2 separate regions of the Homo sapiens genome follow, and region 1 is linked to region 2. A link is a loop called in an ENCODE intact Hi-C map of the cell type or tissue named here. Cell type or tissue: dorsolateral prefrontal cortex. All regions are shown on one strand.

The links. A loop is a pair of places that touch in the nucleus more often than their neighbours do. Peaks named below come from ENCODE experiments on the same cell type or tissue, not always from the same donor. Only the 100,000 strongest peaks of a DNase experiment are listed, where the experiment ranks them.
Region 1: it touches region 2 in a loop (4-fold over the local background); 2 of 110 quality-filtered maps call a loop at or near these places.

What each region holds. Positions count from the first base shown.
Region 1 is chr14:25,832,560-25,835,059 of GRCh38, reverse strand. It overlaps LINC02306 (long intergenic non-protein coding RNA 2306), which reads left to right. Exons shown (of 3, transcript XR_001750924.2): 3 at 1-2,052. Among named protein-coding and RNA genes, the nearest start is that of LINC02306, 4.7 kb to the left of the region's middle. In dorsolateral prefrontal cortex, CTCF peaks have their summits at 1,130 (motif pointing left) and 1,153 (motif pointing left); DNase peaks (open chromatin) are centred at 1,129 and 1,539; H3K4me3 peaks cover 1,429 bases; H3K27ac peaks cover 2,406 bases.
Region 2 is chr14:26,393,249-26,395,748 of GRCh38, reverse strand. The region is part of intron 1 of LOC105370418 (a long non-coding RNA gene); the gene reads left to right. Among named protein-coding and RNA genes, the nearest start is that of NOVA1, 200 kb to the left of the region's middle. RefSeq lists an enhancer at 790-1,483. In dorsolateral prefrontal cortex, CTCF peaks have their summits at 1,298 and 1,501 (motif pointing left); a DNase peak (open chromatin) is centred at 1,019.

The sequences.
Region 1 (2,500 bases), 560 kb after region 2:
GTTAAGGAAGAAGACGGAGAGAAATCAGTGTTTAATTTTATCCAAAAGATAAGAGACAGAGGAAGAAAAAGAAGTACAGAGAGGAAGGGTATCAAGAACCAATGCTGATGGTGTCAGAGGCAGATACTCCTCTGTTCTGTTCAGTGAAACTATCATGAGAGCCCATTGACTCTTCTGTAAGAATTTGTATAGTTTGCACCATGACACCGTGCCTCAGACTGTCTTAATGACTCATTGTCCCTGTTTTGACACAACCTAACGTGATCAGGAGCTCATCAGCTAACTCAAAATTTGTTTTCTGAAGGTTGAAATGAGACACCATCTAAAGGTGTACTTGCTATAGTCTCACCTCTGAGTAAGGAAACAAATGCTTTGTGACTTTGTGTCTTTCAGTACTATACGATTTGGGATACTATAGCTCAATGTACCATTATAGCTCTTTCCATGGATTTCTAAAATATGCCTAACGAGTAACCAACTTAATCAATCCCAAGTATCTTGGTGGAAAAGATTTCCCCTCCCAACATCAAAAACCCTTCAGATAAGATGAGTGCATAATAAGGCCAATGTTTATTTATGTAGCTGTTGTAACTTAAAAGAGATCTGAAGGAAACATTTATTCAGTATCATCAAGCCACTAATAACTTCCATGCACTCAATATACTGGTCCATTGGCTATGAATGCATTCTTACTTTTACAGCTTCCCTAGAAATTCTTTATCTGAAAATTTACCAAAAAGCAACTCATCGTATCATACAGTAAGAAACTAAAAATCTATATCTAAGACATATTGTTGCTGTTTCGAACAAACCTGGAATATAATTTGATAATTCAATGAAAATTTGTTTGTTTCATATTGTGTATGTTAAAAGAAGTAGCATTAACTGGAATCATCAATCAAAAAATTTCCCCAACATCTCCCGGCAAGTGATTGCAACAGCAGCTGGAAATTTGGTAGACATCTTTCCTTCCTAATTCCTTCAGCAAGAACATTTAGAACGCTGTAATGATTGGCTCTAAGGAATCTTGTGTTTATGAAAAACTATCCTGCTTCTGCCTTATGCATTCAAATTTGTCTCCAACCAGACTCTTTGTACGCCCTGAAAGCTCCCAGAGGCTTTTGACTACGTAGTACTGCCCCCATGTGGGCCAAGGGTGTCAATCGTACAAGGAGCACCTGCATTGCATTTTTGACATTAGCAGAGGGAGGTAAAAACTATGATTTTTTTGGTAGTTTTTATCCTATACATTGATTTGAATTTTCAAGGGAAATAAACTTTTCCAGTCTCAGAGTTAGTCATAAAAAGTAGCTGGGTTAAGATGCCTGGAAATAAAGAACAGAGGAGAAGGGATAGGAAAATCTAGGCCAATGTTCTCTCTCACCTGGGATTCTTGTTTTTCTCCGCCCAGAAGGTCAAATCTCAGATGAATTAGTATGCAGATCACATACACAGCAACTACAGTTCCAGACTAGGGAATGTGCTAATTGGCTCACCCGCCCGAAGTACCGGGGTACCAGTCGTCTGACACATAGCCTCTGAGGGAAGCAGGACTTAATGCAGGACACAATGTTCTCACCACTCTGCACTGTCCCCTATCCCTGCTTCTAGCAAGCAGCCTGGCCATACGCAGCGATGGCTGGAGCACTTTCATAATTATTCCTGCTTCGTAGACTAATGTGTACACTTGGGATTTTAAAATGCTATCTAATTCAGAAGAAATTAAAATTAAAGCCAGTGTCCCTCCAGGCTCCTTTCCCCATACATTTCTCCTGTAGTGTTCCAAACAGTGCTCTAAATAGCATCATGCATAAAAAGGTAGGTTAGAAACTCGGCATTGGTGGTGCTAACACCCTTTAAATCTGTCATAGCATTGAGAATATGGTTAAAGCTAGTCCCTTACCAGACAGTACAATACAAGAAACAACTCTTTTGCTAGTCCTCAAAGAAGTTAAATAATTAAAACCCCTTTTCTAATTCCTTTATGATTAGAGAAAATACCTTATAAATAAATGAGTAAATAAATAGCATCTCAAATATGAAGATTACTTGGTTACTTGTTTGTAACTCCTTTCACTATTGGCCTCATCATTCCGACTCATGAACTGTTTTGCTCTCTTCTGGGATTGTTTCCTAAAGAGGTGGGATGCTTCAGAGAAGAAACATAGAATTTCCTAAGTGTTAGCACCCGTCTTGTTCCAGGAAGCAATGATATGCTTAGAGCTCTCTTTGAACAGGGAGCTGTCTGAATCATATGGTATCCATGTTGCTGATGCAATAGGATCAGGAAAAACGACAGCCGTCAGTTGTTGATTAAGTCTGTTAAGTTATCCAGGCTAATGAGGTGGAGGCTTTTCATGCTTCCCCTGCCTAATGTCTCTCATTAAATGTACACTTATCAAATATTCAGAAAATTGTGGTAGTCATAATAGTGGTAATAATAGCCACATGATGACAATGGTGAAAAAAGAAAGCATCCTTGAATGGAAGAGGTTTCATT
Region 2 (2,500 bases):
ACCTCTAAATATTATTTCAAAAACTGGTTTTGTTATGGTTAGAACCAAAAGCTAACTAATGTTTATATACAAAGAACAGTTCTGTTTACCCTTCTACTGTGAGGCATATTCACATTTGGTTGAAGTGAAAAAGCTCTGTCTTAATTGGATATATCAGAAAAGGAAGACATTAAACTAGCTAGATATGAGAACTTGTTTTCATTAGGTAATTGCCGTCGGAGGTCTTAATGAAGGTAGAATAACCTTTCCTCAAACAAACAAATTGTAATTCTTAATATGACATGCAAATAAAAATCTAATTCATGGTTGTACATACTGGGCCTTTATGGCTCACTATTCTTTTCTGTGGGCCCAATATATTTTTATGAAAAGAACTACCTCATAGCTCAAGGACTATGGCCTTCCTCTGTGGAAAGAAGTTGGCTACTGAATCCTGCTTTCCACCCAGGAGGACACTATTACCTCTCCCCGGGAAGGATGTGTGCTGCTGAGTTGTTGCTCTGATGAAATATAACGGATGTACTACAAAACATCAGAAGTTTACCTGGTCTCCTTTGCAACTAGAGTACTCATGCAGGGTGGTTTAGCTGGGGACTGAGGGGAAGTGGTTCACACAGGGTTGGGCTAAAGTCTTTGGTTTCCTTCTTCCTTGTGGTCCAGGTGAGGTAGCAAAGGCCATTCCTCCTCCATTGTGCTGTGTTCAAGAAAACTGCAGAGTTAAGAAAGAACAAGGATCATCAATCAGGACTTCTGGGACTTTCATTTTTAACCAGAGTTGAAAACACAGGGGCTTGGAGACCTTTCTGGTAACCCTTTAAACTGAAGTCAAAGGGTTCAAAAAGAAAAGGAAAGTCTATGAAATATATACCGAAGGCAGAAACCACAGTGAGAGAGGGAAGTAATATGTGATTTGGGATAGATGCCTTTGACATATTCATTGATCTCAGTGACTTGCAGAGTGCTGATAGCACTCTGGCCTCAGGGTGAGGCGCCTTGCCAGCTTCCAGATCAAAGGAGTGCCTAGGTGCTGAATCCCTGGCGTACTCCCAAGCAAAAGTGCCTGGAGCCACATTTGCTAATTACAGGTTGTGTTCTGCTGTTTCCAAACAGGGTGAAAGTGACAGAAGTTTAACTGTGAATAATTACACACTTGAATAAGTATGTGATTAGCACTATTTGTTGTGGTTGGGACTGGAGTGATGGGACAAGAATGGAGTGATTGCATTATTTACAGCTTAATTGTAGACAAGTAATTACTTATGTAAGCTGATGGTGTGAGGTCACAGAGGACCTGCAAAAGAATGTAGATGATCTGAAATTCAACTTCTCAAGCCAGTCACTGCGCCTCCCCCATCCCTTTTGAGCTTGATAAAGAGAACCAACTATGCATTTCTTGAATGAAATGCTTAGGAATGTTAAATGTCTTGTTCAGTCTAAGCAAAGGATCAGCAGAGATATTTTAAAAATCTCAGCTTCCAAAGTAATAAATCACAAATGCCACCTAGTGGCTTTTAGTATCCAGTGGCTGCATTATCTGTAGACTGTAGCTATAGCCCAGTTAAGGAGAGGACTTTTCTAGTCGGGGAGTGGGTTGTTCAGTTAGGAAAATTGAGATGAATGGACCAGGACTCAAAGTCCTTCAGCCTGCCTCTCCCTTCACTCAGCTCTACTAGAACATCAGAGCTGAAAACTCCCCCCACCTTACACCATTGTAACTTCCAGTAGTGCAGTAGAAATTTGACTGCAAATCACTGTGCAGTTTTTATTTTCCCCTGAGCCACTAACATAATAAATGAGGAAGTCAACAGCTTTCATGATTTGGGAGTAGATTCATGGTTGCATTTTGCTGGCTGCCGCTTCTCATTCACAAGGTGGTTGAAAGCCACTTTTCCAATATCACATGCCTGGTTTCAAGTGTTCAGGTCTAGATTTAAATCTGGAGGGATTCTGTTGTCATAGACCCTCCCAGGGAGTGTGCTATTTGAGAAATGTATTGAGAAAGGTGGGGTTGAGAGAATGAACAGCCCTCTCCCCAGCTTGTTTTTATAATATTGCTAAAAATAAATAGACAAATCAATTTTCCTCTAACAGCTCAACACTGGACAAGTAAAATTCTTTGACTAAGATGCAGAAAATATTGCTGTAAACCCAACAGCACAAGCTGAGAGGTAAACAGGCCTGCTGTGCTCTCCGTGTAGATGCTGCCTTTCCCAACCAATTGAAACCACTGTTTCTCTGGTTGTAACACCAGACAAAAAAAAAAAAAAAAAAAAAAAAAAAAAGGAATGGTGATCCTCCAGTTGTTTCAGGCCACAGATTCAAGAATATTATTTGTAGGAGGAGGCTACTTTCCATTTGAAAGAGCTATGATTTCATCTGTCATGCCATTTATCATTTCCTATTTTGGGTCAATTTCCCTCTGCATTTGGAGCCCTCAGCAGAGTGTCCATGCCACTTCTTTGTGGGACATTCTCCTGCAGATGACCACTCCTACCCTACC